Regions from separate parts of the Homo sapiens genome. Here region 2 is linked to region 1. A link is an interaction called in ENCODE POLR2A ChIA-PET data of the cell type or tissue named here. Cell type or tissue: Panc1. All regions are shown on one strand. Each heading gives the region's core, and the rest is flanking DNA. Links, peaks and the distances in the headings are about the cores only. Region 1 overlaps CASC15 (cancer susceptibility 15). Region 2 has its middle 180 kb from the start of LINC03005.

Evidence for each region. ChIA-PET counts read pairs that join two places held together with the same protein. Peaks named below come from ENCODE experiments on the same cell type or tissue, not always from the same donor. Only the 100,000 strongest peaks of a DNase experiment are listed, where the experiment ranks them.
Region 2: POLR2A ChIA-PET joins it to region 1 with 10 read pairs; 2 of 35 experiments call an interaction of 5 or more read pairs at or near these places.

Annotation. Positions count from the first base shown.
Region 1 is chr6:21,801,953-21,818,598 of GRCh38, forward strand. CASC15 (cancer susceptibility 15) reads left to right here. Exons shown (of 12, transcript NR_015410.2): 4 at 705-788. Among named protein-coding and RNA genes, the nearest start is that of CASC15, 140 kb to the left of the region's middle. In Panc1, for the core only: no CTCF peak of the experiment used is centred there; no DNase peak of the experiment used is centred there; H3K4me3 peaks cover 1,368 bases; H3K27ac peaks cover 5,000 bases.
Region 2 is chr6:22,888,693-22,905,338 of GRCh38, forward strand. No RefSeq gene overlaps it. Among named protein-coding and RNA genes, the nearest start is that of LINC03005, 180 kb to the left of the region's middle. RefSeq lists an enhancer at 7,887-8,489. In Panc1, for the core only: no CTCF peak of the experiment used is centred there; no DNase peak of the experiment used is centred there.

The DNA.
Region 1 (16,646 bases), core at 4,959-9,958:
CTGTTTGCTCCAGAGTGAGAAGCAGGAAGTTCACTTTGGAATCATTATTTAAAGGCTCTCTGGGACCTCAGGCTTTAAACAGAAATATATAGTGCATTCTAAGGGGTATTGTGTTTAACTATTAATAATTGTTCCTTTCATATGAGAGATATTACTGTGTAGGGTGGACAGAAACCCTCTGAGAACACCATGTGTTTCATGTTTACCATGAATAAGTCTTTCCCTCTCAAAAATCATAATTTGGAAATCATTCTTTTCCTGTGAAAACCAGAAAGTTGCTTTTTTTTTCCTTCTGTTCTCTTAATAGGAACAGTAATAAAAGTTCCCATTGGGAAAAGCTTTCATTTTGACGTGGTGCAGTCAGTGGCGGTCTCTCTAGGAAAGCCCTGGAAAAGGCATTGCTGCATTTTTCTCTGTTGCATGTGTCTTTTCTCCCCTTAGTGTCATGTCCAAGCATGATGTCACTCACATGTCATCTGCACATCCCAGGTCCCTTTGCAAATGGAAACTACAGAAGAAACAAAAATTGATTGAGTGCATAAAATCTATTTCAGGAACATCCTAAAGGGTCTATCTCAGAAGCACTGAGTTCCAAAGGATTTGCTGACATTTATTGTTCTGCTTCAGATTATTAAATGTCTTTCTGATCACATGATGCCATGTTTTGCATAGTGTGACATATCTGTCCTGTTTTAAATTCATAGGAATTGGCAACAAGCTCATTTCACTGGTGGGTTTGCTGAAGCATTATCACAAGACAGTCAGAATGACTGATGAGTGCTCTTCAGGTAGGGAAATGCTGCCAGCCTGGTTTGTATTTTGTCTTACCAAGAGTTTTGCTCCTTAATTTTCTATTTCAGTTATGAATAATCCCTTTTCATGCTAGTAGCCATAATCACATTATAAAGGATTTAAAATTTGTCATTTCCTGGTAGTATTTCTTACAGCGTAAGCATTTTTGGTTCATGTACGATTATTCTCCTTTTATTTTATTTTTTAACATGAGGAGATATCATAGGCCAATATTAAGATTTCCTAATTTTAATGTTAAGAGCTAAGCACATATTCTGGTCAAGTAGAGAAGTTAAAGAGTGACCAGACTTTATCTGAAATGGTAGGAATAGGAGACATGCTGTTCCATGATGTACCTTGACACGGTTTTTAAAAAGCAACATTTATGCCTGAGAATCTAATGAGTTTGGTTAAAAGGAGATCTAGTAAGCCAATATTCATTCATTTCTGCCTCTCCCCCTAGATTCCTCCAATCATGTTTGTTTCTGTGTCTTCTTTTTTTTTTTTTTTTGAGATGGAGTCTCGCTCTGTTGTCCAGGCTGGAGTGCAGTGGCGCGATCTCGGCTCACTGCAAGCTCCACCTCCTGGGTTCACGCCATTCTCCTGCCTCAGCCTCCCGAGTAGCTGGGACTACAGGCTCCTGCCACCATGTGTGGCTAATTTTTTTTTGTATTTTAGTAGAGACGGGGTTTCACCGTGTTAGCCAGGATGGTCTCGATCTCCTAACCTTGTGATCCACCCGCCTCGGCTTCCCAGAGTGCTGGGATTACAGGTGTGAGCCACTGTGCCCAGACCTGTTTCTGTGTCTTCTTAAATTTAGAGACCGTTAGCTTTGTGTGTGTGTGTGTGTGTGTGTGTGTGTGTGTGTGAGAGATGGAGTCTCACTAGGTTGCCCAGGCTGGAGTGCAGTGCCTATTCACGGGTGTGATTATGGCACTCTACAACCTTGACCTTCTGGCCTCAAGTGATCTTCCCTCCTCAGCCTCCTGAGTAGCTGGGATTACCAGTGTGTGCTACCATGCTCAGCAATCTTTAAATTTTTTTGGTAGCTATTTTTTTTTTTTTTTGAGACAGAGTCTCACTGTGTTGCCCAGGCTGGAGTGCAGTGGCGTGATCTTGGCCCACTGCAACCTCCTGGGTTCAAGTGATTCTCCTGCCTCAGTCTCCCAAGTAGCTGGGACTATAGGTGCCTGCTACCATGCCCAGCTAATTTTTTTTTTGTATTTTTAGTAGAGATGAGGTTTCACTATATTGGCCAGGCTGGTCTTGAACTCCTGACCTCAGGTGATCTGCTCACCTCGGCCTCCTAAAGTGCTGGGATTACAGGCGTGAGCCACCGCGCCCGGCCTTGGTAGCCATTCTTGTAGAGCACTACACATCTGTCTCTGACTGAACAGGCCCAGAGATGTGGACAAGTTGGTCTCATAGAAACTTATTTTCAAGTTCGTCATGTGAGAAGCCCAAGGGAGTGGAGGACAGCCGTATATCTGGAAAGTGAAAACACGTAGCTGTACTTTTTGGGCAAACATAAAACTACATTTGAATATAGTAAATTCTTAGATAACTGTGAGCCATGGCCAACCAAAAGCATGGCACATACAAGGAACATGTGCCGGGTGGACCTTGAATGATCACATTTAACTTTGTGTCTGTAGAACTTGTGTTTCATTTTATTTTTCCCTTCCAAAGTTGTTTTTTGTTTGTTTGTTTGTTTTGTTTTTTTTGAGACAGAGTTTTGCTCTTGTCATCCAGGCTGGAGTGCAGTGGTACAACCTCAGCTCACTGCAGCCTCCACTTGCCAGGTTCAAGTGATTCTCCTGCCTCAGCGTCCCAAGTAGCTGGGATTACAGATACGTGCCACCACGCCTGGCTAATATGTTTGTATTTTTAGTAAAGATGGAGTTTCACTGTGTTGGCCAGCCTGGTCTCGAACTCCTAACCTCAGTTGATCCCCCCTGCCTCAGCCTCCCAAAGTGCTGGGATTACAGGCGTGAGCCACTGTGCCCAGCCCCTCTCAAAGTATTTTGAGTGGAACATTGTTCATAGAAGAAGTTACATCTTTTCTGGGGTTAGGATGTACATTTCATTAGGTCCTTCCAGATACTTAAAAGGTTCTCCGCATGCTGGTAGAATATGTGGTAATTCTCAGTTGATGAATTATATGATTGTGGCAGTTTGAATACGTAGATATTATAGATGTTGTAAATGGTTTTGTCAGGCAGAGTGAGCTACTATTTTAAACTAGCAAGAATATTCACTTTAACAGGCAGTTTCTTATTGGTGGCTAAGGCTGTTACAGCTATGTCAGTACTTTTTAGAAAAGATAAGCTGAAAGTATTACTCATTTATATTTATAAATCTAATCCTATGCATAACCAATGTTGAGCATTCCAAGCATTAATCCCGTGGTACTTGGCGTATAAAGGCCATGTGGAGCTAGACCTGGAAACACACCGTATACTCATCTCTTTTTGAATCTATGGGTATTTTTCCCCCTTTGGGAGTTCATTTTTCCTGGTTGTTCTGGGGGCTCACTGAGATGTAAGAGTTTCAGATTCTGGTTTCTTTGCGGAAAGACAGCAGAGTTCAAATTAGGCTCATAGACATTCTTGCCTAGTTGCCAATAATTCCTTACACAGTGACGATGGAGGTAAAAGAACACTGAGCAAGCCAAGAGCAGGGAGGGGAAGAGAGGAATCTCAAAGAATTCAGATGGGCCTACAAGGCAATTAATGTCAATACATTTCCTGTTTCCCACAACTTGGTTAGAGGTGGAGCTTGCAGTGACCTGAGATCGCGCTACTGTCCTCTAGCCCGGGAGACAGAGTGAGACTCTGTCCCCCAACAAAAAAAGTACAATTTTTGGCCAGGCGCGGTGGCTCACGCCTACAATCCCAGCACTTTGGGAGGCCGAGACGGGCAGATCACCCGAGGTCGGGAGTTCGAGACCAGCCTGACCAACATGGAGAAACCCTGTCTCTACTAAAAATACAAAATTAGCCTGGCGTAGTGGCACATACCTGTAATCCCAGCTACTCGGGAGGCTGAGGCAGGAGAATTGCTATAACCCGGGAGGCGGAGGTTGCAGTGAGCCGAGATCGTGCCATTGCACTCCAGCCTGGGCAATAAGAGTGAAACTCAGTCTGAAAAAAATTAAAATAAAAAGTACAATTTTTATACTAACGATGGCTATGTTATATATATATATATATATTTATATAATTTTTTTAGACGGAGTTTCGCTCTTGTTGCCCAGGCTGGAGTGTAATGGCACGTTCTCAGCTCACTGAAACCTCTGCCTCCCGGGTTCAAGCGATTCTCCTGCCTCAGCCTCCCGAGTAGCTGGGATTACAGGCATACGCCACCACGCCCGGCTAATTTTGTATTTTTTAGTAGAGACGGGGTTTCTACATGTTGGTCAGGCTGGTCGCGAACTCTCAACCTTGGGTGATCCGCCCGCCTTGGCCTCCCAGAGTGCTGGGATTACAGGCGTGAGCCACTGTGCCCGGCCTTTTTAAAAAAACTTTTTTTTAGATGGAGTTTCACTCTTGTTGCTCAGGAGTTGCACCTGGAGTGCAGTGGTGCAATCTCGGCTCACTGCAACCTCTGTCTCCTGGGTTCAAGTGATTCTCCTGTTTCAGCCTCCTGAGTAGCTGGGATGATAGGAGCATGCCACCACGTCCAGCTAATTCTTGTATTTTTAGTAGAGATGGGGTTTCATCATATTGGACAGGCTGATCTTGAACTCCTGACCTCAGATGATCCACCTGCCTCAGCCTCCCAAAGTGGTGGGATTACAGGCGTGAGCCACCACGCCTGGCCAGTTATATCTTTTTACCTGACGAAAACTGTAAACAACTTTTGGCATTCTACGCCTTTCAAAACAATTCAACTTTTTTTTTTTTTTTTAAATTTAAATCATGGAATTCAGATGAGCCTTCAAGGCAATTAATGTGAGTTAGGTCATATTGAACCTGTGTTTAGAGATACGTAAGGACTTTGATTAGTGCCCATCTTGTGCCAGCTTGTATTTCCCGTTTAGAGTTGGCAAAGGACAACATGTTGTAGCATTGGTCTTAGATGAATTATTGGTCTTAGGTTTTATTACCTAAAACCTGGATTTATTTATTTTTAACAATTAACCGAACTGTGACATCAATATCAGTTCCCATTCTTTGGTCACAGTTTAGTCATTTGAGAAAGGGTTGAGAGGCTTTTTAGGAGAAAAATTCATGCACATGCAGAGTCTACTCTAACACAGAACCACCTCACATTGAGTTTTGAAGCTAAATGATCTTTCCACGGTAATTATAATTAAGACCAGTATATTACAAAGAATCAGTTTACCAAAAAGAACTTTAAAAACCCTGAAGAACTAGGCCACATGCCTAGTTCACACCTGTAATCCCAGCACTTTGGGAGGCCAAGGCAGGCGGATCACCTGAGGTCAGGAGTTCGAGACCAGACTGACCAACATGGTGAAACCCCATCTCTACTAAAAATACAAAATTATCTGGGCATGGTGGTGCATGCCTGTAATCCCAGCTATTTGGGAGGCTGAGGCTGGAGAATAGCTTGAATCTGGGATTCTGGGAGGTGGAGGTTGCAATAAGCCAAGATCATGCCATTGCACACCAGCCTGGGCAACAAGAGTGAAACTGTCTAAAAAAAAAAAGGCCAGCTGGGGACTGAGGAGCAATTTGGGGTTATGTTGATCTTCTTGGGCTGGCAGAGTCTCTGGGCAACAGAGTTCATGCAGCTGGATTAAGGTTGCACCCTGTAGTTTCTCTTTCCACTTGGACAGAAATGGAGGTGTTGGGCCTATAATCTGGTCCTTGCCCAAAGCCAAGTTAGTGTTATGCAGTATTTCTGTTTTGAACACATTTGTCCTTATTTTCCCTTTTCTCTTCTTGCCCACTAGTAGGGAAAAAAATAATCCGAGTTATTTGCTTGGGTGGAGCCACTCTTTGATTGCAATGCCCCAGGGTTTTCTAGGTTAACAAATTGGAGCTTTCCAGCCGGCTGAGTAGGGGTGGGCTACAGCTCTTCTACCCTGCCTTCTCATATTCCTTTCCTTCCTTCCCACTCCAGAAGAGAAAGCAGAGGCCTGGTTGCTGAGTGTGGAGGACATGCTGTTTTGGGGAGCCTAGGGACTGTTGACCACAGCTGTGTCTTTTTGTGGAGAGGAGTTTCAGCATATTCTTGGAAGGTGTGGGATGCAAAATATACACCTTTTAGTTGAGTACTTTTGTAATGCAGCCCTGTGTGCCTTAGAGCTCAGAAACACTGGGGAAGGAGGGTGGGGTAGTTGGACGTGAGGGTGAGGATGGGTGGGGAGGAGGCGTAAATCTCCTGGGCTCCATCAGGGCAGGAATCAACATCCCAGGAAGCAGAGACAAACCCTTTGGCTTCTGTCCTTGTGCTCCATGGGTGAATCAGAAAGGACCGTGGTCAGTTATGTGGGAGTGCAGAAAGCCAGCCAGCCAGCACGATTCGCCTTGGAGGAATGACTTCTCATGCTGCCACCTCCTGCTTCTCTGCTGGGGGTGTGGAAGAAACAGTATGGGATGTGGGCGGTTTTCTGCTGCAGTTTATTGAACAAACAGCTGCCCTCCTCCATTTCTCTCCCTCCCTTACCCCCATCCCGCCACATCCTTCTTCCTGGGGCAGGGTATAACCATGCTGTAAACTTTGGTAGTGGGAGAATCTTGCCAATACTTTCTGAAACAGCAACTTTTTTTTTTTTTTTTGGCTTGGAACTGTTAGTTCAAAGCTGGAAACAGAGTAAATAAAATTTGATCTAGTCATTCTAGAAATGATTTGTATCAGTCCAGAAAATGGCCAGAGTCCAGTAGTTTGAATCTAAAAGAGCTGAACTAAGATAAGGTAAGGAGCCAGTTTTTTAACCTGGCAACCACATGCCCCAACTTGAAAGCCTGTTTGCTGCTCTTCTTTTGTTATCATAACCTCTTGAACAGAATACGCCATTTGAAACAACAGTAAACGCTTCTCAGTGGATAAGTTTATGACCTAGTTTTTGACCAAGAGCACTTACGGGATTGAACGGCGCGGGGAAGAGCAAAGGACCTTGGACACCATTCGCCAGGAAGTTCTGTGCAAACCGGGAGCTCGGGGCTCATTAGAAGCCGGAGACATTAAGCAGCAGCTGTTTTATGGTGTGAACTTTTGCACAGAGGATTTCAAGAGGCTCATTCTCCTCGGAAGTCTGTTTGCAAAGTGGTTCTTTCTTGGCTGTTGCTTCATCCTTCTTCAGAGGCCTATTTTCACTCCGAGTGTGAGCATTTCATGCCAAACCCAGCCATGACCTTGTGGCTGCTGAGCTGCCCGCATGGCCTGACCCCACAGGTCTTGGGATGGTGTGCGCAGCAGAGCTAAACCAGGAGGGGTGTCTATCTCAGCTCTGCTGGCTCTGGGGCTGGTCGCACCCTGCAGACTTGGAGTTGAGGACCAGAAACGCAGGGGGATGTTACAAAAGGAGCGTGATCCTGCAGCCCCTTTCCTCTCTCATAAACTGGATGCTTGGCCCTCCATCCTCTCTCCAGCTTTTTTCGTGAACTCTTGCACCCACTCTCAGCCTTCCCCTCTGCACTCTATTAAATCTGAACTTGAGTTCTTGTTCCGCTTAACATGGGAAGATATGCTTTTCAAGGAGAAGTATGAGAAATGAATTAAAATATATCTACAGTTTACTAATGGTGGTATAGGCCTTAGAATATGGTTAACGAAATTTCTTCCTCCTTTCTTTTCTCTTCCTTCTCTCCTTCCTTCCTTTGAAATTGTTTTTCTTTTTATCCTCCCACTTGTATTTGCTTTTACAGTGAAACTACTCAACAAAGCATACTTAGATGTGTTTTAGAAAGAAAAATCATTCTCTCTAAAGAGCACTATTAAAGGCATGATGCAGTCTGGGATCCATGAGAATATAAAACACAGAATTTAAAGGGTCAAAGTTAACGTTAATTATCTATTAACATGATTAATATTAGTAATAAAACTTACTGAAATGATTGGGTCCCATTTTTATATTTCACATTTCTTTTTTAGTAATGTACATCTTGTATATCACAAAAGATTTACCTATTTCTGTTCTTTTATCATTGACACATGAAATCTATATACAAAAAGATTTTTAAATGGGGGGAGGCAACATTCCTATCATCTAATGGAGAAATAATTATATACATGAAAGTGCATGAGAAAATAATATTCAACATTACAACTGTTTAGGCAGTGTTTTACATTTAAATTTAAATTTAATTTACATTTGAAAATGTAAAAGGAAAATACAAGACTGCATGTGCAATATTATCTATGCAAAAGTACACTGTCGAGTGTTTAGAAGGAACCATGCCAGAGAGTTTATAGTAGTTGAATATGGATTATGAACAGTTACTTTTATTTTTAATTTTTTGGGGGACAGAATCTTGCTCTGTCACCCAGGCTGGAGTGCAGTGGTGCGATCTCAGCTCACTGCAGCCTCTGCCTCCTGGGTTCAAGTGATTCTCCTGCCTCAGCCTCCTGAGTAGCTGGGATTACAGGTGCCCACCACCACACCCGGCTAATTTTTGTATTTTTAGTACAGACAGGATTTCACCATATTGGCCAGGCTGGTCTCAAACTCCTGACCTCAAGTGATCCACCCGCCTTGGCCTCCCGAAGTGCTGGGACTACAGGCGTGAGCTGCCACGCCAGATTATGAGCATTTAAAATTGTTTTCTTTTTACATTCTCTTTCCTCAGTTTTCCACAATGAGCAAGCAAATCTTTTATAATTAGAACATCTAACCTTTATTAAAATACTTTAATAAGGATATCTTCCTCTCTGTTCTACCTATTTTTGTGACGTGGTTCATATTAATATAGGAATTACAAAACTTCAAAAAGTTATTCTTGTTTTAGGTCTGTTCATATTTGGAAGGCTTTCAATTTTATGTATACCTCACCCCACTTGGGGCCAGCCTGGGAGCTGTGGGTTTCCTCCCAGAGAGCTCTACTTAGAGAACAGGGCATTTCTTGCCTACTGTGGTAGTCTCCTTCATCTTCTCCTTTTTAAATAATTATTTTGCTGGGTGCAGGGGCTCACACCTGTAGTTTCAGCACTTTAGAGGCTGAGGTAGGAGGATGGCTTGAGCCCAGGAGTTCTGGACCAGCCTGGGCAACATAGTGAGACCTTGTCTCTATTAAAACTTTTAAAATGGCCAGGCACAGTGGCTCACGCCTGTAATCCCAGCCAGCATTTTGGGAGGCCAAGGCGGGAAGATGACCTGAGGTCAGGAGTTCAAGACCAGCCTGACCAACATGGAGAAACCCCGTCTCTACTAAAAATACAAAATTCTCATGGCATGGTGGTATATGCCTGTCATCCCAGCTACTCGGGAGGCTGAGGCAGGAGAATTGCTTGAACCCAGGAGGCAGAGGTTGCAGTGAGCTGAGATCATGCCATTGCACTCTAGCCTGGGCAACAAGAGTGAAACTCCATCTCAAAAAAGAAAATAAAAGAAAAAAACATTAAAATTAGTTGAGCCTGGTGGCACGTGCCTCTAGTTCCACCTACTCAGGAGGCTGAGGTGGGAACATTGCTTGAGTCCAGGAGGTTGAGGCTGCAGCGAGCCGTGCTCACACTATTGCACTCCAGCCTGGGCGCCAGAGAGACCCTGTCTTAAAAAATAAATAAGTAAATACATAAATAAAAATTAATAAATAAATAAGTAAATCTCTCACTGCATTGCTCAGTGATTCTTTTTCTTTGACTTAAAGGACATACTCTTTTACCCTGCTCATATTATGTTTCTGGTTTTTTTCCTTCTGGGATTTTCCTCTCACCCCATTGTGTTGTTTCTGCCCGTGTTCCTTTTTCCTCCACTGAGGAGATGATCCCTGAATTACTTTATTGAGGATGACTCACAATCAGGGAGCAACAAGTCGCCAATAAAGTTGACAGTGCTTCTTAGGGACCCCATTTGTGGCAATAAAATTTGCAACTAGGCAAGAGAAATTTCAATTTGCAATACAGTGTTTTTAATTGTTCAGATACGTCTTTAAAATACAGTATGGCAAGTTAAAGTCACTTACGAACTGCTGAGATTTTTCTTACCAAAAAAGGTGCTGCCTAGAAAGAACTTTTCAGCAGTGATGCTCAGTTGTTGGCTCAAACATTTGCAGTCTGAAATGATGAAACTGTGCTTGACACATAGTACAGAGGGACATGTTTCTTCCATATCTTGATTGGGAGAACCTTTGAACTAGAAGTGGCACTACCCAGGTTGGTGAATTGAGTAGATCCTTTAGGTACTGGTGCATTTTAGCCCTGGATCCACCTTTTATGTGCTACATAATAGAAATGAAATGAAAACTATTTAACTTTCCCTTGCTGCCTCCACTTTTTTTTGTTTGTTTGTTTCTGAGACAGAGTCTCACTCTGTCACCCAGGCTGGAGTGCGGTGGCACAATCACAGCTCATTGCAGCCTCAACTGCCTGGCTCAGACAATCCTCCTCCCCGGCTTTTTTTTTTTTTTTTTTGATGGAATCTCACTCTGTAACCCAGGCTGGAGTGCAGTGGCACGATATCAGCTCACCGTAACCTCCACCTCCCAGGTTCAAGCGATTCTCCTGCCTCAGCCTCCCGAGTAGCTGGGATTACAGGTGCCCGCCACCACGCCCGGCTAATTTTTGTATATTTAGTAGAGGCGAGGTTTCACCATTTTGGCCAGGCTGGTCTTGAACTCCTGACCTTGTGATCCACCTGCCTTGGCCTCCCACAGTGCTGAGATTACAGGTGTGAGCCACCGCGCCTGGCCTTTTTTTTTTTTTTTTTTTTTTTTGATTCTAAAGGCACACATATTAGAAATTAGAATCTTATGCTGGATAGACATCTCTCCCCTTTTTCCTGTTTGCCCAGTTTTCAAAGGTTAGGGGGAAAACAGTCTCCAGAGTTTTTATGCTTTCTCAATTTGTAACATGTGGTGGGATAGCATATAATATGTCATTTATATATTTCTGTTTCTTGCCTATATTTGCATTTCTTATTTTCTTCCTGTTCTGTCTTGGTATTTCCCTCCATCTCCTACTCTATCCCTAAATCCTTTCCAGGGTGCAAGTCAATAAATATCTGAAATTATTGCCTATTTCTGATGTCTTTCATTTTGTGTCATGCTTTATAAGTTCAAAATTCTGTAACAGTGACCATCACTTGTTACTCTTGAACATATCAGTTATTTCCAAAGTATTCTTTGTTATTGGATAGTCAGTGAATGTCTGGGGCTGAATGAAGATATTCTGGGTAGAATATGCAGTACTTTATACCTAAAAGTGAATTGTAGGAACACTGAATTACTAACTAGATGAATAGCATAGCAAACCATCCGCTGAAACCTAACAAAAGTAGCTCATTTGGGGAGTGAGTTTTGGAGAGTCACTCTGCCTCTGTTCTGTAGATTGTGGCAAATAAACATGATATAGTATACATTGTGTGTGTGTGTGTGTGTGTGTGTGTGTGTAGGTGTAATACTATCTATTTGAAATGACAATGTAAAATGAGCAGGAGACCTTTTAAGACCAACAAGGAGCTTCCTTTATCACTACTGATTCTCGTGTCGAAATAGAGCTTAGAGAATCTATGATGAAAACACTGTGACCCAAGTTCACACTCTAAGGTCAAACTTCCAAAGTTCAGCCCTTGTCCTTGTGAATCACTTAACCTTTCTGTACCTTCGTTGCCTCGTCTGTACAATGGGAATGCTGCATAGGGCAATTGTAAATTCTCCACTCTGAATGCCATCCGGGTAAGTCCCACCTGACTGAACTTGTCGATCTTAGAGCTGACCTGTCCCACTGGAGGAAGACCTCAGAGACCATTCCCCATACAAAATTTGGCCTTGCCATCGTCTGTCTTGGGCAAGTCGTTTTAACCTCTCTGACTTCAGTGACTTCTTGTGAAATGAGATGATGGTGCTATGTGATCTTTTCCCTTAAACCTCAAGCCAAACAATAGGTCCAGGCATAAGTCCTGCTTTTTTTTTTTTTTTTTGAGACGGAGTCTTGTCCTGTTGCCCAGGCTGGAGTGCAGTGGCCTGATCTCGGCTCACTGCAACCTCCTAAGTAGCTGGGATTACAGGCGCCCGCCACCACGCCTGGCTAATTTTTTTTGTATCTTTAGTAGAGACAAGTTTCACCATGTTGGCCAGGCTGGTCTCGAACTCCTGACCTCGTGATCCATCGCCTTGGCCTCCCAAAGTGCTGGGATTACAGGTGTGAGACACTGTGCCTGGCCGTAAGTCCTGCTTTCTACATGAATAGCCCTGTTGAACGAGTGAGAGCGAGGGACAGGGACACATTGGGCATCTGCACTGTGTGGGGTGTTACCTCATTGGCTTTCGCACTGCTACCAACTAGACAGGGATGGGCAATACACTGACTTCTTTGATTCCAGTCACCTTCATCCTTCTTATATCCTATCTAAGTGATTTACTTGCCAAAAGCAGAGGACATTTCTGGAAGAAAAATAATCCATTGTGGCTGGGCGCGAGCCGAGATCGCGCCACTGCACTCCAGCCCGGGCAACAGAGCGAGACTCCGTCTCAAAAAAAAAAAAAAATCCATTGTAACATAAAAATAAAAACAACACCCAAGAGGGCTATATGTGCTTGTTTTCCAGCAGGAAAACCTCGCTGCCTTCCCTGCTCATTCTCTCTCCAGTCCTTGAACCTTTTCTTTCCTTAAGACTTTTCCCCAGGTCGGACTTAATGATGGACTCCAGCGTTGGCATGGTTTTGGTTGGGTCTGCATACTCCGGTAAGGCAGAGAACAATGCTCAATCTGTCCTGGCTTCCTGAGGCTGAAGGGCAACCCTCTAGTAGTGCACCTTGTGTCTGAGCTGTTTGTTGAGCTATACTTAATTTGTGTGTGTGTGTGTGTGTGTGTGTGTGTGTGTGTGTGTGACAGAGTTTAGCTCTTGTCACCCAGGCTGGAGTGCAATGGTGCGTTCTCGGCTCACTGCAACCTTGGCCTGCCTGGTTCAAGTGATTCTCCTGCCTCAGCCTCCTGAGTAGCTGGGATTACAGGCGCCCGGCTAATTTTTGTATTTTTCGTAGAGACGGGGTTTCACCATGTTGGGCAGGCTGGTCTCCAATTCCTGACTTCAGGTGGTTCACCTGTCTTGGCCTCCCCAAATCCTGGGATTACAGGCATGAGCCACCATGCCTGGCTGCTATACTTAATTTTTAAGGAAAGTAATTGTTCATAAACACACAGAAAAGAGCAAAAAAATCTATTTCTTTTCTACCAAGTGGGTCTTGATGTTTCCATTCACATCTTTCTCATGCAATACCTAACTTGCCAGTAACGAGATAAAGAGCTTCAGTGGGGAGGGAGGAGATTTCCTCAATCCACCTACATTTGATCAGATTTTCTAACTTAAAGAATTGAAAAACTCTATTGTGGTTTTTCAGAAGAAATTACGATGATATAATTTATGTTCAGAATATTTTTTGAATCAATTCTTTTTTTTTTTTTTGAGACAGAGTCTTGCTCTGTCACCCAGGCTGGAGTACAACAGCGCTATCTCGGCTCACTGCAGCCTCCACCTCCTGGGTTCAAGTGAGTCTCCCGCCTAAGCCTTCTGAGTAACTGGGATTACAAGCACCCGCCATCATGCCTGGCCAATTTTTGTATTTTTAGTAGAGACAAGGTTTCTCCATGTTGGCCAGGCAGGTCTGGAACTCCTGACCTCAAGTGACCCACCCGCCTCAACCTCCCAAAGTGCTGGGATTACAGGCGTGAGCCACCACACCCGGCCTTGAATCAGTTCTTTATCTGAGTGCTAGATTCCCTTTGAAAAAGAAGATTCTGTTTTTTTCTCATTTTTTTTCTGTAGCATCTTAGAACTGCAGCATGTGCAGAGTTGATGCTCAAGACATAATTAATGGGTTAATGGATAAATGAACATCTCCCTAAACCTTGTCCTCCCCTCTATTTTATTATACTCTTGGCCAGTGCCATTGTTCTTGAGAATCTCTGCTAAAGCCAAGTGACTTGGTTTGCGATCTCTTGCACACAATGTATTAGTTTTCAGTTTTTACTTTGCACAAAGTATTCTCTCTCTCCAGGTTGCCCTCCTTCCCCCATTTAGTGTTTCACATTTGTAATCATTGACAAAATCTAACCCCATACTCAAACCTTCTTGTAGTCCTCAGCTTGTGGCCCTGTCCACCTCGAGCTCCTCCTCACTCGGCAGCTCTCCATTTTCACCTTAGTCATCAGCAGACACTAGACTGACTTGCTGTGTTTGGAGCACCCAGAAGCTGAGGTTTTATCCTTGGAAACGGAGGATCTTTACTGTGATGGAGGATTTGGGAGTGTAAAATTTGAGTGTGTGGTGGAAGGGACAGTTCATCTTCTGGGACAGAACACCCGGGGCAGACAGATCCCGGAAAGCTGGGGCGGTGCTGGTGGCAGTCCCGACACTGTGCCTGCATTGATGGGTTCACATGTACCTGAGATGAAGCGTCTTTCAAGGATGACTCTTTCACAGGCCTTCTCCTTTCTCTGACACTAGTCATTAAGAGATTAGATTTCTTGAAATATCAGCAGTTGTTGGCCCCCTTGCTGAATAAAGCTTGGTAGCCTAAGGAGGAAGGGATTTCTGAATAGATTTTCAGCCCTGAAAAAATGCTGAGTTTTAAAAATAAACATTCATGGTGTAATGTACTCTTTTACCTCCTGCGAACGGGCATATGCTTTTCAAAAATGTAGTTACAGTCAAGGGCATTTAGAGGTGTTTGTAAAGAGGAGGGGGAGAGAGAGAAAGAAAGAGGGAAAAAAAGATTCTTTTGTTTCTCCTCCTAGTTTGTGGCCATGGCACAGTGTGATTTGAATACTCCAATTCTTATCATATATAAACTTTGTGTTGGGAAGGAATGGCTCAAATTGCTTCAAGATTTACACAGGGTTTTTTGTTTTTGTTTTTTTTTTGAGATGGCGTTTCACTCTCGTCGCCCAGGCTGGAGTGCAATGGCGCGATCTCGGCTCACTGCAACCTCTGCCTCCCGGGTTCAAGCGATTCTCCTGCCCCAGCCTCCGAGTAGCTGGGATTACAGGCGACCGCCACCATGCCTGGCTAATTTTTTGTATTTTTAGTAGAGATGTGGTTTTACCATGTTGGGCAGGCTGGTTTCGAACTCCTGACCTCAGGTGATCCCCCTGCCTCAGCCTCTCAAAATGCTAGGATTACAGGTGTGAACCACTGCACCCGGCCAGTTTTTTGTTGTTGTTGTTTTGAGACAGAGTCTTGCCCTGTTGCCCAGGCTGGAGTGCAGTGGTGCAATCTCAGCTCACTGCAACCTCATCTCCTGGGTTCAAGCGATTCTCCTGCCTCAGCCTCCCGAGTGGCTGGGATTATACGCACGTGCCACCATGCCTGGCTGATTTTTGTGTTTTTAGCAGAGACGGGGTTTCACCATATTGGCCAGGCTGGTCTCAAACTCCTAACTTCGTGGTCTGCCTGCCTCGGCCTCCCAAAGTGCTGAGATTACAGGTGTGAGCCACTGTGCCCGGCCAGTTTTTGTTTTTTAAACCAATGTTTATACAAGAAGAGTTTGGAACTTATTCATGAATAAAGTCATTCTTTGGCCTGTTGTGTAGCAACAAGGAGTGCTGGATTTTATGGAAGATGGCTTGTGGTACTGAAGTATCAGGAGAAGGAATGAATAAGGGTGAAGATTCAAACTGGTAGTAACATCTAGAAGCAAACTAGGAGAAAATTATTTCACGAAGGGAAGGATGTGACTATTGATGGGAAGGCTGTAGCCACCAATCTGAGAATACTTTAAAACAAAAACAGAGATAGAGCCTGGCATGAGCAGTTTAGGATCAAAATGAACAGTAGGCCCTAGAAATTTGTAACATTGATGTTATCTTCTCTATGAATCGTTGGTGGGGTCAAGAAATAATTTTCATCAGCGTCTTGACTTGTGTGGCCAATTAAGCAAACGTGTGTCTGCAGTGTAAGCCTGTTAAGTGGAAAAGGTTGGGCCTACTGGGTATAATTGTAATTGAGAACAGCCCATCATCTCTCTTTTAATTTTACGAAAATAAATGCATATTCTAAGTAGAATAAAATCATGGTTAAGAAAAGAAAAATGTTACATCTGTATCAGTATGTGGATTTCATAGGATTTTTTTCCTTCTTCTGTGGGACCTGAGATTCATTTGAAGTAACCTTGGCAGAAAGACCTTAGTTAGTCAGACTCTAAAGGATATTTTGAGCTGGAATATAAAAAGCACATGTAATAATTAATGTAACAGCAGCTAAAAGTGCCTGAGGTCAGTAGTTGCTACATCTATATTGCATGTAAACAAAGTGTTAGCCAAAACTACTTTCAGAGAGCCCTAATTACGTCTGTTTTAATTTAATTTAGTTTGATTTAATGATACTTTTTATATGAATTTGCTTCATGGTTACTCTGTTGAATTTCCTTTCCCTGAGAAGAACCCATAAGAGATTTTTTTCCCCCAAATGATTTAGTTTGGTGACTTTGGATACAGCCAAAGCATTGTATCTTACGGCATAGCATCTTCAAGTGGAAGAATGTACCAGATATAAAGTCAGTAATTTAAGATGAATTAAAATTTTGTTTAGTTTTTAAAATATGAGATTTACATACAATGAAGTACAAATATCTTATTGGTGTATTTGTGTGTGTATGTGTGTTTTGTTTTTGTTTGTTTGTTTTTTGAGATGGAGTTTTGCTCTTGTTGCCCAGGCTGGAGTACAATGGCGCGATCTTGGCTCACTGCAACTTCTGCCTCCCGGGCTCAAGCGATTCTCCTGCCTCAGT
Region 2 (16,646 bases), core at 4,132-9,131, 1.1 Mb after region 1:
GTCTGTCAGGTCCTCTGGGTTTCGGCTGCCTCATGTGTAACAATGTTTCTGTTACCTCAGTTTCTCTGTGTGATTTGACTTTGGAAGGTTGAGGACAATATCTAAGAGATGCCACAGGGTTTTGTTCTGTTTATTTGCGGTGGTGTTTGCTTGTCTGTCTTTAAAGCTTTAGGTTTATGTCTATGTTAAAACTGGAATTTCCCAAACAAGCAAGGCAGAGAATGGCCAAATAATCACAAACTCATTGTAATCTTATGGTATCAGTACATCTTAAGGATATCCACTCACATACAGCTATTAGCAAGTTTCAATTCTGATTAAATTCCTCTTAATAGTTGAATGTAGTCAACTTTTTGTGTCTCAATTTTTTATTATTTTAATCTAATAGATTAAATCCTAGAAAACTTTGTTTTAAAATCAAGTATTTACTCTTAAATATGTTTTAATATTTATTAAATATAAAGTCTCACACAGAGCAATTGACTTTATTGAACAGACGTTTACAAGACTAATGGAAACTTCCTATTTGAATTATTCTATGAGATTGTCAGAATAGAATCAAATTGTACTAAACATTAAAATATTCCTCTTTCAAAACCTATGTAATTTTATCTTATCAGTCTATGCCTCAAGGATGTGATGAAGATATAGGGAATCAGAATGGAGGTATGAAAGTTGTGTGGAAAGGATACAGTGGTTTTCAAAATGTAAGGTATTAGTATGTAGTTGCTGCTATTTGAGAAGGATAATTTGACTGATTTCATATAAAATGTACGATAGTAGATGAATGAAGGTTTTAGCGTAATAATAAAGGTTTTAATCGTTTTTAATAAACATAGTTTATTATAGTAACCCTGTTAGGCATATTTTGGACATATTTTAGGATTTAGCCTTGCTTTGCTTTGGTACACTTCAAATACTAAGGTGTCTATCCTCATGTTGAATAAAGGCCAAGTGAATGGTGAGCCATTGGAAAAGCAGATGATTACGCTATTCTTTAGAAGTAGGAAATCTGGCATCAGCTGTCTAAATCGGTGTTTCGCAGAGTTAATTTCATATCACATTAATTCAAACAGGTTTTCTCAACTGTGGTACTCTTGATATTTTTGGCTGGGTAATTCTTGGTTGTATAGGGCCTGTCCTGTGCATTGTAGGATGTTTAGCATCCTGCTACTAGAGGTCAATAACACCTACCCATTTGTGGCAAGAAACAAAGGCATCCAGACATTGCCAAGTGCCCCCTGGAGAAAAAATTACCTTCAGTTAAGAATTACTTTTCTAATGTTTTATCCCCACTAAATGATTTTATGATGAAATTTATATGACAAATTCAGCAATAATATGACTCTCTCTTAAAGATTCACATTTAATATTGGCATGTTAAAGATTCTGAGAATCTTATTGCAAGGACACCGATTTACTCTTGTCTAATTTAACATTTCCCAAATATTTTGATGACAGGATTATCTATATCTTAGTAATAGCCATTTCAGATTTCTATACCATGTTACAAAACACACTGGAAAATTCTGGTGAAATTGAATATCTACACAAGCATTTGATTTACTTATAAGAAACGAGAGTTCTTATTAAATGTCTGACTTATTTCTGTATTTTTTTTTTCTTTAGAAGTAGTTTCACTCTTGTCGCCCAGGCTGGAGTGCAATGCTGCAGTCTCAGCTCACTGCAACCTCCGCCTCCTGGGTTCAAGCGATTCTCCTGCCTCAGCCTCCCAAGTAGCTGGGATTAGAGGTGCCCGTCACCCCACCCAGCTAATTTTCTGTTTTTAGTAAAGACGGGATTTCACCATGGTGGTCAGGCTGGTCTTGAACTCCTGACCTCAGGTGATCCAGCCACCTCAGCCTCCCAAAGAGCTGGGATTACAGGCGTGAGCCACCATGCCCGGACTATCTTTAAGTTCTAAAAAATAATTTAACTAATAATAGACACAACATCAACCATAGTAAGCTAATGAAATTGCCTTTTAGCTCATAACATAGTAGTTTACCAAATTACATGGCAGAGATTCATCATTCCCTTTTTGAGAGAAAAGTATTAGTAGTATTCTCACTTTTATGAGTCAAATAAATAGAGTAGAAAGCAGAAATCCAAATCATATTCTCAGGAGTCCACACTTTTGGTTGCCTGCTCACCTGTCATAGTATATCTTTTGGAAGTAGCCATCTCAGCATACTGTCGCAGGTACCAGCCATGCAATTAGGATGGGATCACATTCCCCTGCTGCATCTCCAGGGGCAATTGGCCTCATCCACTCAGCTCAAACCAATTCCATATTCACAATGACTGGCTCAGTGACAAACACTTAACCCAGGCCTAAACTGCTCAGTGCTTGGCATTTGGATAACTCTTTCCGGACTGCCCACTTGACCTAAGTTGGTCTGGTCAGATAGAGGCCTAGGACTTCAGTGCCATAGTTGGGGAAAGAAAAGCCCCTTGGTCAGGTCAAGCAAGTGGTCGGATGAGCAGATAGTTAGGTTAGCAGATAAGAGGCCTGTGACTGCTGCAACCTTTTGCTGCCAAATGGAAAAGTCACCTTCATGGGAAGCCAAAACATGGAAGAGGATGGAACCAGAGAATTCCAGAGTGAGAGATGTAGCATCCCAATCGAAATGCCTAAAGCCAGATCATTTTCAGTCGTCCAATAGCTCCTTTATTGTTTTGCCCACTTTGTGTTTAGGTTTCTGTCAATTACAGTGGAAACCATTCTTATCAATACACCCGAAAAGGAAATAGTAATAAATGCCATGTCATTTCAGAAATTAGTTATCACAATAGAAAACAAAATACTTGATTTAAAATTATTTTGCAAATTTCAAACCACATTATATTATTATTATTATGCCTAACTTACATCTTCCTAAGCTAGGTCACTGTTAATCACAAACTTCAAAATAGAAGAAAAAAATCAGGTAATATGGTTAGACACAATTAGTAAGGTAACTCCAAAGGAACGCCACAGACAACTTGCTATCTACTTGTCTAGCCATAGGTACTAGCTAGAAGTAAAAAAAACAAATATCTGGAGAGAATGGCCTAGGTGTAGCTTCCTAAGGAGAGAATAGTCAGGGTGAAAAAAGAACTTAGTATGTAACATGATAAAATGTTAACAAAAATAAGCTCTCAGTTGCCTTATTTTTGATAAATAAATGAATGATTCTGTTTAATTATTTAATTTATTGTGGAGAAGTTGGAACGAAGGAAATGATTAAAATCAGTCCAAATATTTGTCTAGTTTTTCCATGGATTCTTGCAAGCTTGTTTCTCCTTTTGATTCCATATCTAAGTTCTAGTTCTTGCAAGAGACACCTTTCTATACTATTCCTGCAGCTAATTATTATAATGCAACTCACTTTCGTCTTCTGAAGTCCAGACACGTTGAAAGTATTGGATAACAAAAGATACTTCTTTAAAGACTGTCACGTGATGGTGCCATTCTAAGAGGTGCCCAAGTTGTCACTGACTAACTCCAAAGGTGAGTTACTAACCCGTGCCTTGGAGGAGCTATGAAAGAATAGTTACTAGAAGCTACAAAAGACAAGAAAAGTGGGTTCTGAATAATTCTGAACATATCTTTAATGTCTTAGGAAGAAGCTTTTGTTTACAAGGGGAAAAAACCCCAAGTAAACAGGATCTAGTGACATGGCCACCTTCGATTAGAGTCTCTAAGAGAAAGGCCTTCCTAGACTCATAATACTCCTAGAGACCTCAACAGCAATACTTTGGGGGTCTTCATTGTACAGTCGGCTGTGTATGATGTGATTCAAATATTCCCCCAGGCCTGCTTTTAATGTCCAACGAAAAAAATAGTTTCCTTACTTTGTACTTAATTTTTTTTTTCTACCTAATGGCTCTGCTTACTCATAGTTTCTGTTACCTCATAACTTTGGCAAAGCCCATCATCATGTTTCCAGGCTGATTTCTACAACATTTAACTTTGGTTCCTCCTGCTAAATGACTCAGGCTCTTAGAATTTCCTAGTTCTGATTTTCAAGAGAATCTCACTTGCTGAGCTCATCTTTTGTAAGCCAGGCCATATCACAGTTTTCTCATCAGCTTTTGGATTGGCTGCCTTTGAGTCCAGTGTCTCATTCTTGGCCTAGGTGGGAATCACTAAGGAGGTGGAAACCTGTGCACTAAAATTATTATGAAGCAGTTTTTCCTGGTAAGGAACGTAGCCATGGTGAACAAGGTATGAAACATATCTAATAGAGCTTAACTCTTGCTAATTAGTAAAGCAAACTCCCTACATCCCATTCATCCAATTCAAAAGTTGTCCCCATCTGACACATTCCATCTATCACATGCATTGTAAATACATTGATACCTTAAGAATAGGATGCTTTTGTGTCAACTCCATCTAGTGCCTCCAGAAGAAATGACAAAAGGCCACATCAAAGACTATTTAATGATATTGGAATCCACTGGGCAATGGTCAAGACTATTGGTCTGGCGGTGGCTCACACCTGTAATCCCAGCACTTTGGGAGGCTGACGCGGGCAGATCACGAGGTCAGGAGATCAAGACCATCCTGGCTAACACGGTGAAACCCCGTCTCTACTAAAAAAAAAAATACAAAAAAATTAGCCGGGCGTAGTGGCGGGCGCCTGTAGTCCCAACTACTCGGGAGACTGAGGCAGAAGAATGGCGTGAACCAGGGAGGCGGAGATTGCAGTGAGCTGAGATCGTGCCACTGCACTCCAGCCTGGGCTACAGACCGAGACTCCGTCTCAAAAAAAAAACAAAAAAAACAAAAAAAACAAAAAAAAACCCAAAAAACTATTGGTCTGAAGCTAGGCTGTCTGGCTATGAAAGTTGGCTCCAATATATAATATCAGGGAAATTACCTTAACTTCTTTATTCCTCGGTCTCCTAGTCTGTAAAATGGGTATGTTCCTCAACTACCTTTTTTAGATTTTTGAGAGGATTAAGTGAATCTATGTATCTAAAGTGCTTAGAAGAATATTTGTCACATAGAAAACTAGCTGTTATTTTAAATAGTACCATTAAAGTATATTGGGTTTTTATTTATCTCCTCTTTGCAATCTGTAAAGTAAACAAACATTGCTAAACAATTGATATACAATAGTGGGAAATAACTAGAACTGTTATAACAACCAACTTTTGCAAAAGGGAAAAATGGGACACAAACCTTTATTTCTGTACCTGATGCCATGTACCATTCACTTGCTCTTGTCCTAAACATATATTTCATTTTCTGGAATAGTTCATTACCTTGTAACATATGGTTCTCATGGCTGGTACTAAAATGTCATTTATTTTGAGATGGTAGGATATTTAAGGGGATGAGTAATTTTAAGAGGATTAACTTGCCGCCTAACATTTTTTTTTTTACAGTGAAGAAAGTCATGATGCTCCCCTTCTCCAGAAAGCACAGAATATAACTTTATTAGCTGCAACATATAGCATGAAATATCAGAATTTCATTCCAGAAGCAAAGCCATTATAATGGCCTAAGTAATTCCAATTACCCCACCATTTCCACTAGCTTAAGCCCAATTCCTGGTACAAATTTGTTTTACTTGAAGTCTTTTTGTTTACTTAAATGTTTACCCAAAGTCTTTTTATAATTAAAAAGATTCTAACTCAAGTGGCCTTAATAAAAAGAGAGCTTCTCTTAAGAATATATGTGATCCAAATCTGGAATAAGAGTGTTGATGGGAATCAAAGAAGGTCTAGGAGCCAGTTCTTATCCATATCTCTCAGAGTAAATGAGACTCTGTATCTTAATGTCTTTTTTCCCTGAGTTTCTATATATTTTAGCTTTAGTTTGCCATATTCTCCACCTTAAAGCCCCTACACGACTTCATAGCTTCTCTCTCTGTGCCTCTTTTGACCTTCAGCAATGACTACTAATGGCTTGATTTTCTCTGTACTTCTCAATTAAAATCCCGGAGAAAGTGAGTGGTACCGGCCTAGCTTATTTTATTATAATTTCTTTACAGCTAGTACATTGACTACTGTTGGTCAATATCCATTTCTGCCTAATTTTTTGTATTTATTATTTTGTGCAAGCTATGTCTTCAGGGGTGGTGAGTAGGGATATTTCACTTAGAAGCTTATGCATGGGCAGAAAGTGTTTTTTGTTGTTATTGTTGTTGTTTTTTGAGACGGACTCTTCCTCTCGTTGCCCAGGCTGGAGTGCAATGGCGTGATCTGGGCTCACTGCAACCTCTGCCTCCCGGGTTCAAACGATTCTCCTGCCTCGGCCTCCCAAGTAGCTGGAACTACAGGCACCTGCCACCATGCCTGGCTAATTTTTTGTATTTTTAGTAGAGATGGGGTTTCACCATGTTGGCCAGGCTGCTCTTGAACTCCTGACCTCAGGTGATCCACCCACCTCAGCCTCCCAAAGTGTTAGGATTACAGGCTTGAGCCACCACGCCCAGTCAAAAGTGTTTTGAATAATAGGCTAATATAATAGCCTAAGAGAAAAGCACATTTTATTCCTCAGGGCATGATACTGACCAACAGATTTGGAGGACCATAAAGAAAACTTCATTTTCAGTGATGTCAATTTGGTAGCTTGAAATCACCCCAGTGGAAATATCTTCTCCTTGGGAAACCAGCAAACTCAACAAATCGGGGCTTCCCCACTCTGTGCCCCACCCTCACTCTTTCACTCTATAGCTGGTTCATCCACACACTACTGCCTCTTACCTTTCAATGACCTTGGCCATGCACCAATACCTGAGTCTATTGCTGTGATGGGAGAGTGGATTAAACAGGTTGCACAGGCCTGAGTAGCTCATTCATTACAGCTTTCCAATACAGCTTTTTCCATACATTTATTACATATGAGACAAATCAGAATGTACAAGCTTTTTAAATTCTTCTCTAGACTGTTAATTCTTACAAAATAAGAATGGCACTCTGAATTTTATTACCGTTATTGAATATAATTCAGCGTTAATAATAAATAGAGCACTCAATCTTATAATTATTTAGAAATTACCCCAAATGCTCCAAAATTAGGTTGTGTGTTTGTGTCTGTGTGCATATTTAACTAAAAAGCAAATATGATAGCATTCAGCAGTTGTAGCTTATTCATATCTGTACAATAAGGCCCTGTTGGTTTGCCCCAAATCATGTGAGCTCCTTTAAAAACACTCTTGTTAAAGTGAGCATAATATGGAGAGACTCAGCAACACTCGCTTATACATCTCTTACAGATACCTGTGTAATCATCAGAAGGTCAGCCTGACCATAGAAATCATTCCTCCTTAGTAGAATAAAGCCTAAATTTAAATGATACAAAACCTTGACATTTTTTATTTGTCCTAGCTGATGCTAAATGTTGACAAGATTCACAGAAGTTCCAAGGCTTCATATGTGATACAATCATTTGATTTCTCCTACTTTATGTTTTAATGAAGCATTTACAGTACATAAAGAAAACAGTTGGCTTTGTCTTAGATTTGCCCCTCATCCAGGGGATTTTTATTTCTAATATATTCCACGTCTTTGGACTCTCCTTCACCAGAAATAAGAATTTGTCCTTTTGAGGTATGGCAGCATCAGAGACAGATGGAAATAAAGATGCAGAAAAAAAACTTGGTTTTGTTCTACACACCTGACCCTCAACTGTACCCAAACAAGACTTGGATTTCCCTACTCCATTTTTGTATCGTATGTCTCAATAAAAGTGGTAAATATGAAAATAAAGATAGCCCCGGTGAATTAAAGACATTACCTAATCATCCAATGCCAATCCTTCCTCTTTGACTACGTATCAAGACTACTTTATAGGAAAAGTGATGAAGATATCCAGCATAATTATTAATAAAAATACATCCACACTAAAGAGATTGAAGATCAGAAAATTAAAGGTGCACCCACTCAGGCTGTATTGAGAACAGCTGGCATGGGAATACAGTCACAGTGACCTTGTCACTCTCTCTGCTGAATTGACTTCGGTATCATTCTTTTCATCCCCATATAGGAAGGAGAAAGCCACCTCCTGCGGATGTGCAGACTTACATGAGGTCTCCCTCCCTTGCTCAAAAGAAAGGTCACGAAAGCTGCATACTGATCACATTCTAAACCTTTTTGCCCAGGCCCCAGTGGAAGCCTGGATTAATGAGCCTGATAAACTCTGATTTACCCTTTAGGATAGCTCGAGAAAAAGACCCCACGGTGATCATTCAAGGTCAATAGGACAGGCCATCACCAAGTAGCAGCTCTCTTAACTTGCTATTGTTCCAAATGCCTTTGAATCACAATAGGCAATGGCAAATGTGCAAACCTTTCTTTCTTTCCCTTTCCTTGGGTGAGAAGGAGACACAGTCAAAGGTCAAAATTTCCAGGATGAAGTGATATGTCAAAGGTTACTAGAATGTTATATTTATCAAAATTGTTATTGATAAAATATTTTTTGTTCATAATCTTATTGTGATGATTTTACATTCAGATGACTCATTTATGTTGCACTGGCATCTCTAATATTTCCTTTTAGTTTTTCAACTTAGGGTGAAAATGGCAATTGGCTATAAAATATTTAAAGCATTTGTGAAAAAAATCCCATTTTGACAGAAATGCAAGCAGTAGATAGATGTACATTGTTTAATATATGACATCTAAATACTCATTGGATTAAGGAATATAAAAATGAGTTATAAATAGTTTAGTTATATTTCTGAATCATCCAGATGGCATAAAAGGATGTTGCTTGAGCTTTGATGAACCTGCAAGCATTTGATCCCCATATAGGAAGGAGAAAATCACCTGTGGAGGTGGAGACTTACATGAGGTCTCCCTCCCTTGCTAAAATCCTTGCTCAAAAGAAAGATCATATAAACTACATACTGATCACACTCTAAACCTTTTTGCCCAGGCCTCAGTGGAAGCATTTCTACCCTCAAGCATTTTATTTCAATTCCAGCATAATTTTCTACATATGTTTCTACCTTGTAGGACCTTAGTCACCTGCAATACAGCCAGTCGGTGGTAGGCCAGATAATGACCCCTAAAGATGTCCATGTGCTAGTCCCCAGAATCTGTGACTCTGTTGCCTTACATGGCAAAGGGGATGCTTTTCCATGTAAGGCAAAGCATCACATGCTGTGATTAAGTTATGGATCTTAAAATGGACAGGGGGTGATCCTGGATTATCAAAATTGGTCGGGGGGGGGCTTGGATTGGGCCCCTGGTGGGCCCAATATAATCAAAAAGGTATTATAAATCTAAAAAGGAAGCAGAAGAGTCAGAGGAGGAAGGGCAGATGTGACAATAGAAGAAAAGTTAGGAGCGATGCCAATGCTGGTTTTCAAGATGGTGCCAAAGAATATGGGCAGCCCCTAGAAGCTGGGAAAGTCAAGACAAGGAATTTCCCTCTGGAGCCTCCAGAAGGAATGCAGCCTTGTCCACACCTTGATTGGAGCCCTGTGAGACCCATTTAGGACTTCTAACCCCCAGAACTGTAAGTTAAAGTATTTGCATTCTTTGAATTCACTGAACTTGTAATAATCTGGTACAATGACAATAGGAAACAAATACATGATCTAATAACTTTATTATATAATTATAAAGAATCTTTGGGGCAATATATATATACTATATATATACACTTATATATACATATATATACACACACATATGTAACCTAATTTAATATCCATTACTAAAATGATTATCAACATATTTCAGTTGATTCAACCTTCCTTTACTTTTCAAAGACTTAGATCACTGTTGGATTTAGTGAAGAACCATGACTAAAATATCAAATTATTTATCTCTTAGTCAACTTAACATAATCCATGTTACCTGCCTTAAAAGTACTTGCAACTGTATTAACCCTTTACAATTACTGATCTAAAATTAAGCTTACTTTATTTAATGTTACTTAGTTTATTGTTGACAATTCAGAAAACAGTATTCTAAATAAGAGATGATGTTGAAATTTTGTTTTATTTTGAGATTAGCTATAAATGCCTTCTACATCTTGGGGATTCTGGGAACTAAAACTAAATAACCCATTCAACTTTGAGGAACTCATACAGTCACCTAACTCTTTAAATGCAATTTACTAAATTATGCAATGGGGTAATGAAAATGATCTAACAAATACACTTGTGTTTTTGTTTTAGGAGAATCTAGTAAGAATGAAATGTTTTATTCTTGAATCAAGTTTAGGAAATTTAAAATATTACCTTTATTTATTTTATTTGTTTATTTATTTATTTTGAGATGGAGTCTAGCTCTGTTGCCCAAGCTGGAGTGCAGTGGCGCGATCTCGGCTCACTGCAACCTCCACCTCCCAGGTTCAATTGATTCTCCTTGCCTCACCCTCTCGAGTAGCTGGGATTACAGATGAGGGCCACCACGCCCGGCTAATTTTTGTATTTTTAGTAGAGACGGGGTTTCACCATTTTGGCCAGGTTGGTCTTGAACTGCGGACCTCAAATGATCCACCTGCTTCTCTGCCTCCCAAAGTGTTGGGATTACAGGCGTGAGCCACAGCACTCAGCCAAATATTACTTTTAAACGTATGATATAGGCACTCAGAAATGTTATCACTCTTAATTATCACTTGCTTACATAAAAAAGAAACTTTGATTTTTATCAGAAGAAATAATACCTTTAATTCTCTTGCATATGTTTAAGAAAATTTTTAACTTCAAACTATATCTGTGCATTGAGAGGTTAACAATAACCTTCCCTGTATCATCAAGGCCAGAAGCAATGATGGAAAGTTCAAGATGAATACTGAATCTGTAAGTGTAAACATTTTTATAGAGATGGGGTGGAAATAAAGCATGCTTTTTCTTGTAGTTTAAGATTTTTCACTGTGAAGTAAGCAAATAATTGCTAAAACTTGGAATCATTACTTGGAAAAATTTAGTATGAGAAACTTCAAGAAGGAAAACAATTGGGTCGCAACCACAGACTATTTGGCTTCACCCCATTTGTTCCCTGAAGGTGCCCTGATGGATGCCAAACTTTCACAATTGTGCAATCTTTACCTTTAGGACTGAAAGTGAGGTCTTAACTGCCTGTATAATCTAGGCAAAATCTGGGCCTAAGTACTAAATACATTTTGATTGTCAAGTTCTCTGAAGTAGCCATTGTAGATCATGCTCAAAAAAATTTGTAATATCTGTTTGTGAGTTTTATTATTGGCAAAGCCTGCCATATCACATTGTTCGTGTGGACATAAGTGAGGAGCTCTGATACTGACCAGGGATTTAGCTTAATATAAGGTGACTGGTTGTTCAATCCTATTGTGCAGCCAATAATAAGTGCCTTCTATCTCACCAAATTTTGTTTCGTAAAGTAAGTAAGTGTGAAGTTAATAAACTATAAAACAGTTACATCTACTACTAAGTGTACACATAATATTTGAAATTCAAACTCTTAGAATAAACAGATATGGAATAAAAAAGAGAGGCAATAAATGTATAAGTTAGAGGATTTTTTGGCTAGACATTTTGATATACATTAAAATTAATTTAACATATATTAAGGAACAGTATAGTTCTAAGTGTTCAAGGAGCAAGGTTTTTTTGTTTCTTTTTGTTGTTGTTGTTGTTGTTTTGTTTTGTTTTCCAATAGGAATAAGTTAAATACTGGCTGAGTGTGGGGACTCATGCTTATAATCCCAACATTTTGGGAGGCTGAGACAGGAGGATTCCTTGAAGCCAGGAATTCAAGACCAGTATGGGCAACAAAGTGAGGCCCATTTCTTAAAAAAAAAAAAGAAAGAAAATAGCCGGGTGTGATGGCACAAAACTGTAGTACTAGCTACTCAGGAGGCTGAGGTGGGAGGATGCGGTGAGCTGTGATCATGCCACTACACTTCATCCTGGGTGATACAGCAAGACCCTGTGTACTCCAGCCTGGGTGACAGAGTAAGACGCTGTCTCAAGAAAAAAAAAAAAAAGCATGAATATATTAAATATTGTACTAAGATTTTCTATACTCAAAGTGCATAATTATCTCAAAGGATCTTTTTACTTCAGGCTACCTGAAGGCAAAATTATAAAGTAAGGAAAGTTTGCATTTAGTATTTCTTTTCCTACTATTTTTCACTTTTAAGAATAAATTTGTGACCCTAGGCCCCAAGCTAACCTGGATGCTCATACAGAGCCTTTTCTTCTTACTCTCAAAATGTTTTTTCTGTGTAAACTGTAGGATTCAGTGCTCTACTCTCTTGATAGTCCTGATTTAAGGGTAAGTGATTGTTTTTCCCTCCTGAGTTCTAGCCACTGTCCTGTTTGTAATGGGCTTATTCACATATTGAGTGATTTCCCCTCACTACCAGCCACGCAAAATGCATGACTCAAAAGTCTCTACCACTTCCATACTTCACAGAGGATCAAAAATGACCTGAAATAAATTATGCAGTCTCAGCTACGTAGACCAGGTTTGAATGTAAAAATGAAAAATGTTCTTTGGGTGGTTATATCTAAATAGCCCTAATGGGTTTCCATACAAGTGAAGTGGGGACTATAACCAAAATTTCATGGGAAATGACACTACTATAAGTAATTCAACTGATGTTACTTTATCCTATAAAACTGAGCTCCAACTGCCCAAGACATCGCAGGTGCAAAATTAATTTTCCTCCAGTTCCCCACCATTCTTGCCTTTACAACTTTTTCTACTGCAGCTAAGGCAGAGCCGTCTCAGGGGATCAAGGCATCATTCTGTCCTTGTTGAATTACATCTTTGAATGTTTTTGAGTTTTCCATTTTTGTGTGTGTGGTTTTGTAAGTTTATTTTTAGAGTTAGTGAGGTTTAGAGACAAGAAAAATATAAGGGTATCTGAGGCTATTTTTAAAGAACTAACACAATTGTATAAAATTATTTTTAAAAGCGGAAATAGGAGTGAGAGGAAGAACAATACAAGTTCTATATAAGTTATGTTTTATACAGTGAGCTTTGTAGCTAGCTGAAATGCTGAGAACTTAACGCAGTATTTGTTTTGTAGCCTTATTAGTCTATACTGCCCTCTAAATTTTCTGTTTGGTTCATCTTCTAAATTCATTTTTACTAATGGAAAATTGATATAGGTTATCTTCTAAATTCATTTTTATTAATGGAAAATTGATAAGAGACCTACATAGAAAAAAAATGACATAGTTCCCAAATTTATGACTGCGGCTTAAGGTGTCCCCATGGAAATCTTGAAGTCATGTTATAAGGGAACAAAAGAGCATTGAACATGAGGTAAGAGACTGGATCTAGAACAATTCCCCTCAGTCATGTAAATTTTGGCAGTGTTAACTCATAAGATGAAGACAAATAAATGAACAACCCCCAAATAACCACCTGAAGTAAATGCACCCCAACTGCCTAAAAATACTCAATGATATATTGCTGCTAATAATACAAAAAGTACAGTTCCTCCTCTGTTGAAGATTATTATGCTCTTTGTCACTATCTGAAGGTATAGATTACCACATCCTTGGCTCCCAATACGCATTAGTGAAGGTGAAGATGTTGACATAAAGGAACGACGATGGATTTGCCCAATGTCACCTAGTAAATTAACCAATGGAGAAAGGAGAGCAAAATACTGCTCCATTTTCAAACTCCATGGCAGAACTCAAACAAACTATACATCCCAACAGATGGAATATGCTTATGTATTCTTAAAACCTAAAATACATGTTTAAAAATAAAGGCCATTCTCTTACTTGTGTGCATTTTTTTAAACATTTTACTCTAAAGTGATTATAGGCATACATATTTTTGCTATTTTTTTTTAAAGAAATCTACAGAATCCAAGTATTTCAAACCTGCCAGGATTCCTTCCTCATTCATGTTGTTTGAGTGAACGATATTTTCCAAAATCCTGTCTGGTGATAAAATCTTATTAGAGAGAATAATAATAAATATACATTACAAATGAAATGTCCTCCGAACCCACACATATAAATACTTCCTTATCAATTTCCTCATAATTAAATAGTTAAGTTTTTGTATTCTATAAGTCATTGTGCTTGGAACTAAAGGTTTATTATTTATTTGTTTTTTTTTGAGATGAAGTTTCACTCTTGTTCCCTGGGCTGGAGTGTGATGGCCTGATCTCGGCTTACTGCAACCTCCGCCGCCTAGGTTCAAGAGATTCTCCTGCCTCAGCCTCCCAAGTAGCCAGGAATACAGGCACCCACCACCACACCCGGCTAATTTTTTATATTTTAAGTAGAGACAGGGTTTCACCATGTTGGCCAGGCTGGTCTCGAACTCCTGACCTTCAGGTGATCCACCCGCCTCAGCCTCCCAAAGTGCTGGGATTACAGGTGTGAGCCACCGTGCCCAGCCGGAACTAAAGTTATAACAAAATAATAGACATGTATTTGTCCCCAAAGTTCTTATAGTTTACTCGGTGAAATGGTATTTATTTATATCTTTAAAATTTTCCTTGCCGAAACACATGGTAACTTCTGGCACTCTCAGTTTCTTATATCGTCCAAATTCTTACTTGTAGAACAAGACACAACTGGCCAGCACAAGTTAAATGCCAAGTAAACAATATAGGAAATAAAGGCAAAACTGTACATTAAAAATAAAGTCACTTCTATAAAATTTCTTTCTTTTTTTTTTTTTTTGAGAGGGAGTATCTCTCTGTCGCCCAGGCTGGAGTGCAGTGGCGCGATCTCGGCTCACTGCAAACTCTGCCTCCTGGGTTCAGGCCATTTTCCTGCCTCAGCCTCCCGAGTAGCTGGGACTACAGGTGCATGCCACCACGCCCGGCTAATTTTTGTATTTTTAGTAGAGACAGGGTTTCACCATGTTGGCCAGAATGGTCTCAATCTCCTGACCTTGTGATCTGCCTGCCTCGGCCTCCCAAAGTGCTAGGATTACAGGTGTGAGCCACCACGCCCAGCCTGATCTCTCTCTCTTTCTTAGTGGGTTTTATGATTTTGCATTTACTTTCTTTTGTGAAATTTAGTTTAGTCATATTTCAAGACATTTTCATTCATTTTGGGATTGAGCTCCATCCTTTTAAATGGAAAGAGGGCTGGGTGGAATATGTAAAAGTGGGTGACCTTTATCCAGTGACGAAATTGAGAGAGAGATTTATGATCTCGAAACATATGTGTCTACATAGATGGCAAATCTCAGCATTTCCAGCCTCTGCCACTGCCTAATTTCCTTCTGCCACATTGTTTTGCGGCAGTGTTCAGTCATTGTCTTCCTCAGTATGTTTCAATTGACGGGAACATTTACAAATGAAATCCTTACTAAAGGTGAAGTAAAAGGATTTTCTCCTTTAAGATCTGAATTTAGGAACTGTCTTTCCCCATAACAGCTGATGACATCTCTTGTATCTAGGAACAGAAGGGAGAATCCATCTGTTGGCAGGAAGAGAAAAAAAGAATGTACACAAGGTAATGCACATTTGCAATTTATTCTAAACACCAGAGACAGGAAGTGTTGAGTTGAAGTCTCAAAGCTAAATGTCTAGGTGCAGTCTTTATTATTATATGCAATAGTCACATTTAGAGTGAACTTAAGATATGATGCTTTGAATAGCCACGTTTCTTCCCCTGAAATCATTTTTTAAAGTATAATCTATAATCTTAAAGATAGTGCCATGTTAGAAAAATTAAACTAGATATACAATGCACTTTAAAATGATCACTGCCATTTAGTTTGTTTCCACTATCATTTTAGATTATCTGATGCAGAGAGAAATCCATATTGAGATATGCCCTTTAACTTGGAGTCTCAGGATATTTTTCTTTATAATTTTGGTGCTTTAAAAATTATTGATTTTGTCTTAGGAGAAAACTATGTGCATACCAGGCCCACAAAATTGACTGAATCAGCAGAATAACCTGTCTGGCTTCTGTGTATTGCAAGTTCATCATTACCTAAAAAATGGGCTCTTGTGAGCTGCCTGGGTTGGATCATTTTAATGATGTGTTACAAAATATATCTGAGTGGTTATAAACAATCTCCCTTTTGTTTAAGAGAAAGAAAAAGAGCACAAGAGCAAGTAAAACGCTTCCTGTTGCAAAGTGGTGATCACTCTTAAAAACAATTCACATACTTTTTACAATGCTCCTCTTTGACTAACCACCCGCAGCCACACGAGCTCACAGCAGGGTGTGTATACGTGCATGCACGTGTGTCTATTTCCCAAAAATTTTTTGAATTTGTCGTATTTCACTATAGGTCTAAAAAATTAGGATTCTTTAAAATGGGTTTAACTTACATTTTAATGCTGAAAATACACAAATGACCTGAAAAGACTTTAAGGAATGGAAATCTTTGCCTTGTCAGGTTTGATGTAGTGAAAAAGGCCCTGAATTCCCAGTTCTTTAGTTTATAAGCTATCTATGGGAAAATTGTTTAATAGGTAACAATAGAACATCCCATATATGTGGTGGGGTTCATGTAAAGTGTGTCTGGCATATCACAGGTATTCTACAAGAGTGGTTGGTTGAATCTGACCGACATTTATTTTCACTAAGAGAATCGACATAACAGTTCAGAGGGTTTCTCATCATTTGGGGCTCAAACCAAACAAATCATTAAAACATACAGACGCACACACATAGATACACAGATGACCTTAAGAAGAAAACTAAAGCAAAGGGCTCAATTTTAATTTGAGGAAAAAAGACATTCAAGACATGATTCAAGTGAATCATTAG